Regions from separate parts of the Homo sapiens genome. Here region 1 is linked to region 2. A link is an interaction called in ENCODE POLR2A ChIA-PET data of the cell type or tissue named here. Cell type or tissue: OCI-LY7. All regions are shown on one strand. Each heading gives the region's core, and the rest is flanking DNA. Links, peaks and the distances in the headings are about the cores only.

What was found. Peaks named below come from ENCODE experiments on the same cell type or tissue, not always from the same donor. Only the 100,000 strongest peaks of a DNase experiment are listed, where the experiment ranks them.
Region 1: POLR2A ChIA-PET joins it to region 2 with 10 read pairs; 2 of 35 experiments call an interaction of 5 or more read pairs at or near these places.

What each region holds. Positions count from the first base shown.
Region 1 is chr5:94,625,793-94,631,178 of GRCh38, reverse strand. It overlaps SLF1 (SMC5/6 complex localization factor 1), which reads right to left. Exons shown (of 21, transcript NM_032290.4): 2 at 2,255-2,368; 3 at 2,012-2,087; 4 at 436-676. The coding sequence starts at 2,368. Among named protein-coding and RNA genes, the nearest start is that of SLF1, 9.8 kb to the right of the region's middle. In OCI-LY7, for the core only: no CTCF peak of the experiment used is centred there; no DNase peak of the experiment used is centred there.
Region 2 is chr5:95,831,916-95,837,301 of GRCh38, reverse strand. It overlaps LOC124901029 (a long non-coding RNA gene), which reads left to right. Exons shown (of 3, transcript XR_007058876.1): 2 at 3,477-3,591. LOC102724720 (a long non-coding RNA gene) reads right to left here and starts at 2,475. Exons shown (of 3, transcript NR_157807.1): 1 at 2,036-2,475. It also overlaps the pseudogene GGCTP1. RefSeq lists enhancers at 2,336-2,385, 2,506-2,615. In OCI-LY7, for the core only: CTCF peaks have their summits at 2,020 and 2,225; DNase peaks (open chromatin) are centred at 2,211 and 2,721; H3K4me3 peaks cover 2,910 bases; H3K27ac peaks cover 1,665 bases.

The DNA of each region.
Region 1 (5,386 bases), core at 287-5,286, 1.2 Mb after region 2:
AAAAAGCTTTTAAAAATATACCAAGGACAAAATGAAATAAAATTATGATGAAAACAGTATGAATAATGAAGACAGCACTACATAAACCCAGAATGATGCTTTTGTGATAATACCAAAAGTCTAAAAGTGCTTCATAACTAGAAACAAAAAACTCCCAATTAGTTTTCCTTTTTTGTTTTGCTTGAGTTGGCCAAAAGGAATAACATGGAAAGTAAAATAGAGATATCCAGAATAATCTAAAACAATATTGTAAAGTAGATTTTGTTCTATTAAAGACACATAAGTCTAAACGAGCATAATGGCTTACCTAGGAGATTGGAGTAAATCACCATGGCTCATTTGGGCTAATAATTGCAAAAAAATACAGAAAGTACTCATGCAAATCAAAATTATTTTCTCATTAATTGCTTTAGCTTTTATGTAATCACATCCTACCTTATAAGAGAATCACTTCGCTTATCAGTTCTAACAAGGAGGACAACTTTCCATCTGTGGAAGGCTCCTGGAGCACCAGTGCGTTTCAGTTCTTCACGCCATCTTTTAGGTGCAGATTGCATTTGAGGTGAATAACGGGAATCTTTTTCAATTTTATATCCCCATTCATAAGTTGTTTCATCAAGCCATCTGCCACTTTTGGCACTATGAATTATATAGTCCTTGGTTAGTATCCACTTTCCTAGAAAGCAAATGAGCTGTCAGTCACAAAGGAATTTTGGTTCTGATAAATGATAAACAATAAAGATCAAATATAAAAGTCAACCTTTTTCAAGATAAGACTCTTAAGCTATGCTGCTAACATTATCTTTGAACTATGCATTTTGGGGAAATTTTCTGATAGTAAGAGGCTTACAATATCACTGAACATTGTATGTAATCTTTTCCATGACAAATAATTATAATTCTAAATATAATTCCATAGCTATAACTTAGTTATAATTACAGTTTCATTTAAATATAATTCTAAATTACAATTTTATAATTCTAAACATAAATCTAAAGCTTTAAAATCCAAAATAAAATGTGGTATTACTGGAATTATTATTACTATCATTATTCACTATTTTGGGTTAGATTTATATTCTTCCTCCTATGCTAACAGCTTTTCCAATATTGTTCACGGCATTATTACTCTGTAAAACAAATTTACTGAGTTAAAGAATTTTTCAGGTCATTTTATAACAACTCTTTTTTTTTTCTTAAGAGATGAGATCTCGCTACGTTGCCCAGGCTGGTCTTAAACTCCTTGGCACAAGTGATCCTTTTGCCTTGGCCTCCCAAAGTGCTAGGATTACAGGCATGAGCCTCCACACCCGACCAACAGTTTCTTTATCTGGGCATCAATGATCTTTTTGAACATTATGGACAATGTATGTTTTCATTTGTAAAGTTAAAAACGAATGCAAGTGTTTTCCTTGTAAGTTAATCCAAAAAGGATAAATTCACCCAAGTTACATATGCTTCTTTTTTTGCAATCAGTAGACTAATGATATGTCAGATCAATCACAGCAGAGAAAGCTATAAAATACAAAACGATAGAGGAGAAGACTAAGTCTTAATTTGGGTCTATAGTATTTAATATCTTAGAAAAATAAAATAGTATGACCATTGCTTCATAATATGGATAGAAGCAGCAGAGAGAACAAAAGCACTGCCTGTATCAAATGACAGATCAAAGAAAACTTGACTGAAAACAGCTGAGACTTTAACAAAAGCTTAAGATTTTGACATTTTGTGCCAGTCTTTTCATTAATGTATTTTTTTTTTGTCTTAAACAAAACACACTAAATCCTTGTTGAGGTAAATATTTCTGCCTATTTAATACATTTTTCATGTGTTACAAAATTTTACTTAGAAGAGTAATAAGCCAAAAAATATATTAAATATTTTCAAAAAATATCAGAAAAACACATTTAGGTTTGATATGTAAATATGCTATCTCTCCAGAGACTAAAATACTTTTGCTTTAACACGAAGATTGTTTTTAAAAGTTGGGGGAAGACAGTTAACTTACCTGCCGCACAAGCTGCTAAAAATTTTTCACTCTTACATAGGCGTTCAGCTATAAGATGTGTACAATTTTTGTATTTCTGGAGGGAAAAATCCACATCAAGAAATGTTACTAAAGTAAGACTCCCTTTATGACACATCCTTTTTATTGCTACAATATCAAGAAGGCATTTTATCATTCTTAGGCCAGTATTTGAATTGTAGTTATTTTTCAAATATATCTTGAACATTTTGATAAGTTTCTTACCTCACTCTTAATAAAAGTGCAATCTAGTTTTAAAAGTAATTTGACTAGCGCTTCTTTTTCTTCCATCTTAAATCCTGTCATCTGGATGATATGCTTTGGGGTACCATCTTCCATCTAACAAATACAAACATACAGAAGATAATGTGTGTTAAAGATATTATTCACAGGGTTGACATTATTTTTTCTTAACTATGAGTACTAAAAATAAACTATTAAACATACAATGAATTAAAGATGTTAGGCACAGCTGTTAAAACAATATTAAAATTACTTATATACGATAGAAACTAGTTTTAAAAGTTATCTTCTCAAAATGTGGCCTTAAGTGAGGGTTTTCTTTCTGATTTGAACATTGAAAGTCTGGATTAATACATTACTTGACACTAAAACACATTGATGAATAAATATACTTCTTCAGAAAATGATAGAATGTTATACAAATACTGGCATAATAATGTTATACAAGCTTCATTTAAAAAGTATTGTTGGGCTGGGTGCAGTGGCTCACGCCTGTAATCCCAGCACTTTGGGAGGCCGAGGCCGGCGGATCACGAGGTCAGGAAATCTAGACCAGCCTGGCCAACATGGTGAAACCCTGCCTCTACTAAAAATATAAAAATTAGCCAGGTGTGGTGGCAGGTGCCTGTAATACTCAGGAGGCTGAGACAGGAGAATTGCTTGAACCCTGGACGCAGTGGTTGCAGTGAGCCAAGATCATGCCACTGCACTCCAGCCTGGGTGACAGAGCAAGACTCCATCTCAAAAATAAATAAACAAATAAAGAAAGTATTGTTGGCCAGGAGCGGTGGCTCACGCCTGTAATCCCAGCACTTTCTTTGGGAGGCCGAGGCGGGCAGATTACCTGAGGTCAGGAGTTCGAGACCAGCCTGACCAACATGGTGAAACCCTGTCTCCATTAAAAATACAAAATTAGCCCAGCGTGGCGGCACGTCTGTAATCCCAGCTACTCGGGAGGCTGAGGCAGGAAAATCGCTTGAACCCGGGAGGCAGAGGTTGCCATGAGGCGAGATCACGCGATTGCACTCCAGCCTGGGCAACAAGAGTGAAACTCCGTCTCAAAAAAAAAAAAAGTACTGTTGTTCGCTAAGAGCTTTTGAAACCTACAGACAATGATACAATCAGATTTTATACTCCACAGAGACTTTAAAGTCTCTGTGGACACATATTAAATATGTATACGTTACTGGAGAAGTTAATAGAACTCATGGTCTCACAGCATTTAGTAAAGTGGGTACACATAATAATCCTAGATCCTATTTGCAATCCATATTTCTTAACTTTGCTATATATATATATATATATATATATATATATATATGTTAATTTCATCATTTACAAGGTAGACTGAAAAAATCACTTTTTGGAAAAAATCACTTTTTAAAAAAAATCTAAGTTTATTTTCATAGGGACCTTAATCCATATTTTAATGTAGTTCACAAAAAGTACTTTGTGTTTAGGGAGTACATAACTCACAGAATTTCTCATCAGAATACAATTCTGTTTGTTTACATGAAGTTGAACTGGAGAACTAGACAGCGTATTAGAGAAAAATCTCAATCTTTCCACAGACAAGCAAAGCAGGGACTAGAGAAATTAGGGCAATTTTTCATTTTTCTAACAATTTTGTCACCATAACTGTGGGTTATTAATATTTAACTAATGTCATAGCTAGAATAACAACAGTAGCTGTTTTCAATAATTAAAGAAACAATGACTTCTTTCAATACAATTACAAGTAAACTTTAAAAACTGTGACGATTTGAGCCCAGGACTAATAGCACGCAACTGGTGAAGTGAGAAATGTTCTTCACAGAGAGTCTATTTTTAAAGACATGTAAATGTAATATATATACATTTATTTAAAGGTTGAGATTCATTTAAGAGTAAAAATTGAAAGAAAGTCTCAATATAATCTAAAGCATTACTCAGAAGTGAACTTTTATTTCCTTGCTTATAGTTTTGAAGAGGAGAAGTTCAGCTAGGGTAACTGCACTCTTGGTTTTTCTCTACCCTTCATCACTCCCCATTTCGTTGGAGAAGCTCCTTGAGACAACTAAATGGATGTGCTTTGCTCAGTGTATCTGCATATTTGCAAAGAAGGTCCATATCAATGCTTTCTGACACATCCTAAGGAGCTGCCAGTAGTAGTCCTGCACTGCCTGTGTGGGTAAGTCAATTCGGAGGTTATGTACTAAGAAGCACACTATGGTTCCATATCAAAACTATCTCCTTCTTGCAGAAGGATGCAGAAAAAACAAACCAAAACAAAAACCATCATCTCCTTCAAAACAATGTTTACTCAATAAAAAAGCTGGTATTTCAACCTCAATTTATCTGATTTTTGCATTTCTCAACTGGCTGCAAAAGGGGCAAAGAGGTACAATGTATTTTAACCCTCTAAAACTCAGATACAGAACATAAGAAAGTGCCTTAAAGATAAGGCTCTCCAATGAAATAAATGCTTTTTAAAAAAAGTTACAGGGATTTGGTCTAGTCAGTATAAAATTTTTAAGTGCACATAATAGGGATTGGTCTCTTATGAAAAATTAATCATATACACGAAACACTATCATCAGTAAATAAATCAAGCTTCTTGTATAAGGAACCCTTTACTGTATTAATCATCCAATTACTTTTTTTTTTTTTTTTTTGAGATGGAGTCTCACTCTGTCGCCCAGGCTGGAGTGCAATGGCGTGATCTCGGCTCAGTGCAAGTTCCGCCTCCTGGGTTCACGCCATTCTCCGGCCTCAGCCTCCTGAGTAGCTGGGACTACAGGCGCCCGCCACCAGGCCTGGCTTTTTTTTTGTATTTTTAGTAGAGACAGGGTTTCACCGTGTTAGCCAGGACGGTCTCGATCTCCTGACCTTGTGATCTGCCTGCCTCGGCCTCCCAAGTGCTGGGATTACAAGCGTGAGCCACCGCGCCCGACCTAATCATACAATTTTTTAAAACCATTTACATGGGTTAATTAATGTAGCTCTTGAATGTTAATAACCATTAACAATATGGACCAGCAATACATAAAAACTATGAAGAATATGCTGTTGTTAGAAATAATAATGATTTAGTCTGATGCAGAACACATATGAACACACACAAAAAAGCCACAT
Region 2 (5,386 bases), core at 94-5,093:
GATCTCAGTTCACTGTAACCTACACCTCCTGGATTCAAGCGATTCTCTTGCCTCAGCCTCCCAAGTAGCTGGGATTACAGGCACATGCCACCATACCCAGCTAAGTTTTGTGTTTTTAGTAGAGATGGGGTTTCACCATGTTGGCCAGGCTGATCTTGAACTCATGACCTCAAATGATCCACCCACCTCGGTCCCCCAAAGTGCTGGGATTACAGGCGTGAGCCACTGTGCCCAGCCTACTTTGATTTTAGACACAGAATACTCAGCACATACATGCCTTCCTTGGTTTTACCAACAATTGTGTCCTCTTTCATAATTTGGATGTGCCAAAAATATATTAGCCAGAAGCCCACTAGAGAACATTTTGTCACAAGTACACTTGTCATCTATCTGTGTGAGAGTCCTGTAATTGAACCTCATATTCTGTGGAGGAGTAATGAAATATGAGAGCCAAAAGTTATTACACAGGGAAAAAGTGCTGGATGGAAAGGAATGGCAGAGAGGATTCTTGGGTGAGGAAGGGCTAAGTGGCTGTTGTTTCCTCTTGATTCATTTCCAAAACTTTCTGGTGATGTGGGTCAATAGTTATTATTAGCTCAGAGTTTTACCTTTCAGTTTCAGCTTTAGTTTTACCTGAAGCCCTTTTGACAAGTCATTCCAAGTGACAGTTCCATCTACACATGAGCCCAGAGATTGTTTCTGGGTGGGACAAACTGTCCTTTCGAATTAGAGATGCTCTATCCCTAAGTGATTCATTTTCTTTGAGCATCTCAGCTCATGTTTAATTTCTTTGCAACTAGGTGTGTGAATACAGCTCTTACTTCTGTATAAGGCAGGTGTATACCCATACACCTGATATTAATAAACTATTGATTTCATGTTTTGTTGCATTGCTAAATTGACAGCCTAGGCAATTTGTTTTCCTCCAGAAGTACTGCCTCCCTAATTAAATAGACCTCATTTAATTGTGGGGTCATGTTAACCAAAATTATATTTCCCAAAACCTTGAAAGTATTTTTTAAAAAACTTTTATTTTTTGTTTCAGCATTCGACATTGCTACACAAATTGAGTCATGCAGCCCAGCAGCCACCGAGTGCCTACTGAATTTCCTGTCACCCAGAGCCTGAATTTCCTGTCACTGGGCATAACGTTTTAAAAATATTATTGTTTTTTTAAACCCTGGCACTGAACCAGTTTTTATTCTTCATCTTGACTTAATGCCTCTCCATTCTCTTCTCTCATCTTCTTCTCCTGGCTCCACTCACCTCCTCTGTAGCCAGGAGCCCACAGTTGGCTATTTCGGCCGTGTGTCCAGAGTCTGGAATCCCTCGTCCCCTTGGGCTTGCACTGTGGCCAGTTAGCTTGCCCATCCTCAGCCTCGGCACCCTCCTTGTTTGTCCCCTCCCTTCCCGGTGCACCCTCCAAAGGTGCACCCCTCTTCTCTGAGGTCAGCCCCACTGCCTGGCCCTCTGTCCCCTCCTCCAGTGCTGTTGGTGACTTTGCTCCATCAAGCATCGTCTTTCTCTCTCTCTGTCTCTCTCTCTCATATTCTCCCCCCTCAACTAGTTGCTTCCTCTCTGCAAAAGGAAAAAAATAAAACAAACATAGTCGAGTTTCCCTTAAATGAAAGATGCTTTTTCTCAATCCTGCTATTCCCTCAAGCTGTTATTGTATCTCATACCCTTCTGCCACAGTTCTTTAAAGTCTAGTCCAAACGGGTTTCTCCAACTCCCTACATCCCAGTACCTACTTTAAATAAATAAAAAGATTAAACATACAAGTGAAAGTGCATATGGTAAATATTCAATGAAGAAAGATGGAAAATAAAAAGCCCCTTCCCCATCTGACTGATGGGGAAATTATTAATTAATTAATTGAGTCATCAGTCCCGTTTTAGAAAAAATAATATATATTGATTTTATATATTGTATTGTGTATATGTATAACATATATATATTGTACACATACCCACACCTGCAAATATATATGTAATCTTCTAAATTTTACACATATGGAATCATACGGTGGTCTGACCTTTTTAAAAAAATTTGATAACATATCCTAGCACAAGAATCCAAAAATAGGGGTTGCCCCTGGTGAGAGGATCTGAACTGTTGAGGGATGAGGTAAAAGTGCAACTTCCTGGAGGCGGCGGCGAGGCAGTCACTGGGCCGGGGTCCTGGGCCGCCGCGCTGCGCTCTCTGGCGGCTCCTCACAGCTCTGCTCCAGGCTCCCGTGCAGGCAGCAGTGGGACATGGCGAACTTGGGCTGCAGGGACGTCCCGGGCCCGGATGAGGACATTTTTCTGTACTTCGCCTACGGTAGCAACCGGCTGACGAGAGTATCCACCTCCGAAACCCCTCGGCGGCGGGCTTCTGTGTGGCCCGCATGCAGATCCAGACCGTCCTGGCCAACATGGTGAAACCCCGTCTCTACTAAAAATACAAAACAGCTGGGCGTCGTGGCGGGCGCCTGTAGTCCCAGCCACCCAGGAGGCTGAGGCAGGAGAATTGCTTGAACCCGGAAGGCGGAGCTTGCAGTGAGCCGAGATTGCGCCACTGCACTCCAGCCTGGCGACAGAGCGAGACTCCGTCTCAAAAAAGAAAAAAAAAAAAAAGGAACATATGTTGTAATAGAAGTTAAAGTTTCAACTCAAGAAGGAAGAGAAATAACCTGTCAAAGATATCTGATGACAAATTACGAAAGTGCTCCTCCGTCTTCACAGTATAAAAAGATTATTTGCATGGGTGCAAAAATAAAAATGGTTTGCCGCTGGAGTATCAAGAGAAGTTAAAAGCAATAGAACCAAATGACTATACAGGAAAGGTCTCAGAAGAAATTGAAGACATCATCAAAAAGGGAGAAACACAAACTCTTTAGAACATAACAGAATATATCTAAGGATATTCTATGTGCTAATATAAAATATTTTTTAACACTTGAGAACAGGGATCTGGAGGATCTCCATGTTTGATCCATTTTCAACAGTGCTCTGAAGGAATATCGCACTTGGGTGACTCCTTGTTTTCAGACTATAAAAATAGACCGGGTTAGGAGTTAGACAGTTTAAAAGGGGGATATGGGGCCCTGAAGTGTGTGACAAATGAATGTGAGTACCCCTTATGCAAACACTGAAAGCTCTTCTCTTGACTTGATCTTAAGTGTCTCCTTGCTTTGGTAAAGGATAGATTTGTAGCTCGCTTGATGATGGTGCTGGTGAATTGCTCTGCTCTGAGATTTTAAAAAATCAGATTAATGAGAGTAATCTGCAGATAATTGATGATAACATTTTGAAAACTGGAAAGATGGTATACTGTTTTTAGAGGAATAAACATATTTGTGGTTTTTAAAAAAAAGAGCAACTTCCTTTGCACTGTATACCCTTTTGTATTATTAGGATTTTATACTATGTTTATATGTTGCCTATTTAATAAATCGCTTAAAGTTATATATCTTGAATATCTTTCCATATTAGCATGTACAGACAGAACTCATGATTTTATGGATACGGGCAGACTATCTCTGGAAGGATACAGAAGAAATGAGGAAAAGCCTCTTGAGGAATGACTTGCAGACTGACCCCAGGTCAGGTATACTTCCGGCATACCTTTTGTGCTGGTTTTTGTTTGCTTGTTATCACATACAAATATTACACAAAATAGGCTTCAAAAGAACTAGTTATATAGATGTACCATGATTTGTAGAATTAGTTCCTTATTCATGGATATTTAGGCCATTCTCAAGTTTTAAAGTTACTATTATTATTATCATTATTACAAACAGTGTCACAGGGAGAATCCTGTACATATATCTGTAATACCGTGGTGATGTTTCTTCTCTCCCTGTCCCACACCCCTTTCCTCTGTTATTATCTGTACACAGATCTCGTGATGGCGCTTTCCGACTACTCATCCTTGAATGAAGTGATTTTTCCTTTGCACGCAGTCTGGTGGGGAAGGCCAGGGTCAGGTTCCACTTTCTGGAATGTTCTCATGACCCAGGAAGTGGTTAAGAGACTCCTTTAGGCAGAGGACAGGCAGGTGGAGGGCTGTGTGCATCCCAGTGTCTCTTCTGTCTCCTGCCACCCGGATAGGCCAATTCTAGCATGCAACTTGTCTGTGAGTATCCTCATTTATCCTCACTTCCTCTGCCCCTCAGGACCAAACTGTGTGCAAAGTAGCGTCCATCACCCCGGCACCCATTCCTTCTGGGGCAAATAATAGATATGAGTTTTGCACCTCAGTGTGAACCTGTTACCTTAAAGAGATAAATTTGGTTGATTTTTTCTGAGATATAAGGGTCCTGTCTCCATTCTTCCATCCTCCCTGTTCCCTCTCACTGCTTTGGCATGCCTTCTGCCTATTTTGTGTAATATTTGCATGTGATAACAAGCAAACAAAAACTAGCACAAAAAATATGCAGGAAGTATACCTGGCCTGGGGTCAGTCTGCAAGTCATTCTTCAAGAGGCATTTCCTCATTTCTTCTCTATCCTTCCAGAGATAGTCTGCCCATATCACATATATGGAGCTGTGGGAAACTAACCTAAAATGTGGGGCAGTGGGGGGTGGGGTTTAACTGATCACAACTTACAACTGTGCTCTGTCCAATCTCCCATCCCTATGAGGGAGGCAGAAATGGAGGGGTCCCATAGCTTTCTTCTCACTTTTAGCTGTTAAAAATTCTGGTCTAATCGAGTGTAAAATTACAATCATATCTATTCAAACCACCCACCCCCATCATGACCTGGGGGCACCTGCAGTGGGCAGAGGGCATATCTGTCTTTTACTCCTGTCCCTTCACTTTTCCTCTTGGAGTAGAGAGGGATGGGTCATGATCAGGTTCAATGACAGCTCCTGCCCCTCCTTTATCAAAGTTGGGGACTGGGAGAGGCAATGGAGAGGGAGGGTAACTGTTTCCTTACTGAACTTCCTATGTTATGGTTCTTTCTCTGTGAATGCTCATGGCCTCACTGGCCAACACTAACCATCTTAATAGCTGGCACCCTAAAACAGGCTCTTTGAGGCTGCCAGGTAAGTTCTTCAAAGAGGCTCTCTCACATACATGGCTTCCCCAATGTGGCAGATCAAGCTGCAGGTTGACCTCCTCCAGCCCCTTCAGCCTCTGCCTCTGTGTACACCCCACAGCCTCTTATGCTGGGCTCTCCTTGCCCAGTGATAGGAAACAAGACAACTCAAGGCTGTCACCTTCCATGTGCACTTGCCCATGGGAGACTCACATGTCCCTTTCAAGCCAGACTCTGCAATTTCTCCCAAGGCTCTTTGCCCCTGCTCAGCAGGCACAGGGCAGATCAATGCATCAACTATACCTAAGCAGCTGACCAACTGGTAAATGAGGCACCAGCCTCCTCTTCTTGCAAGTAAAC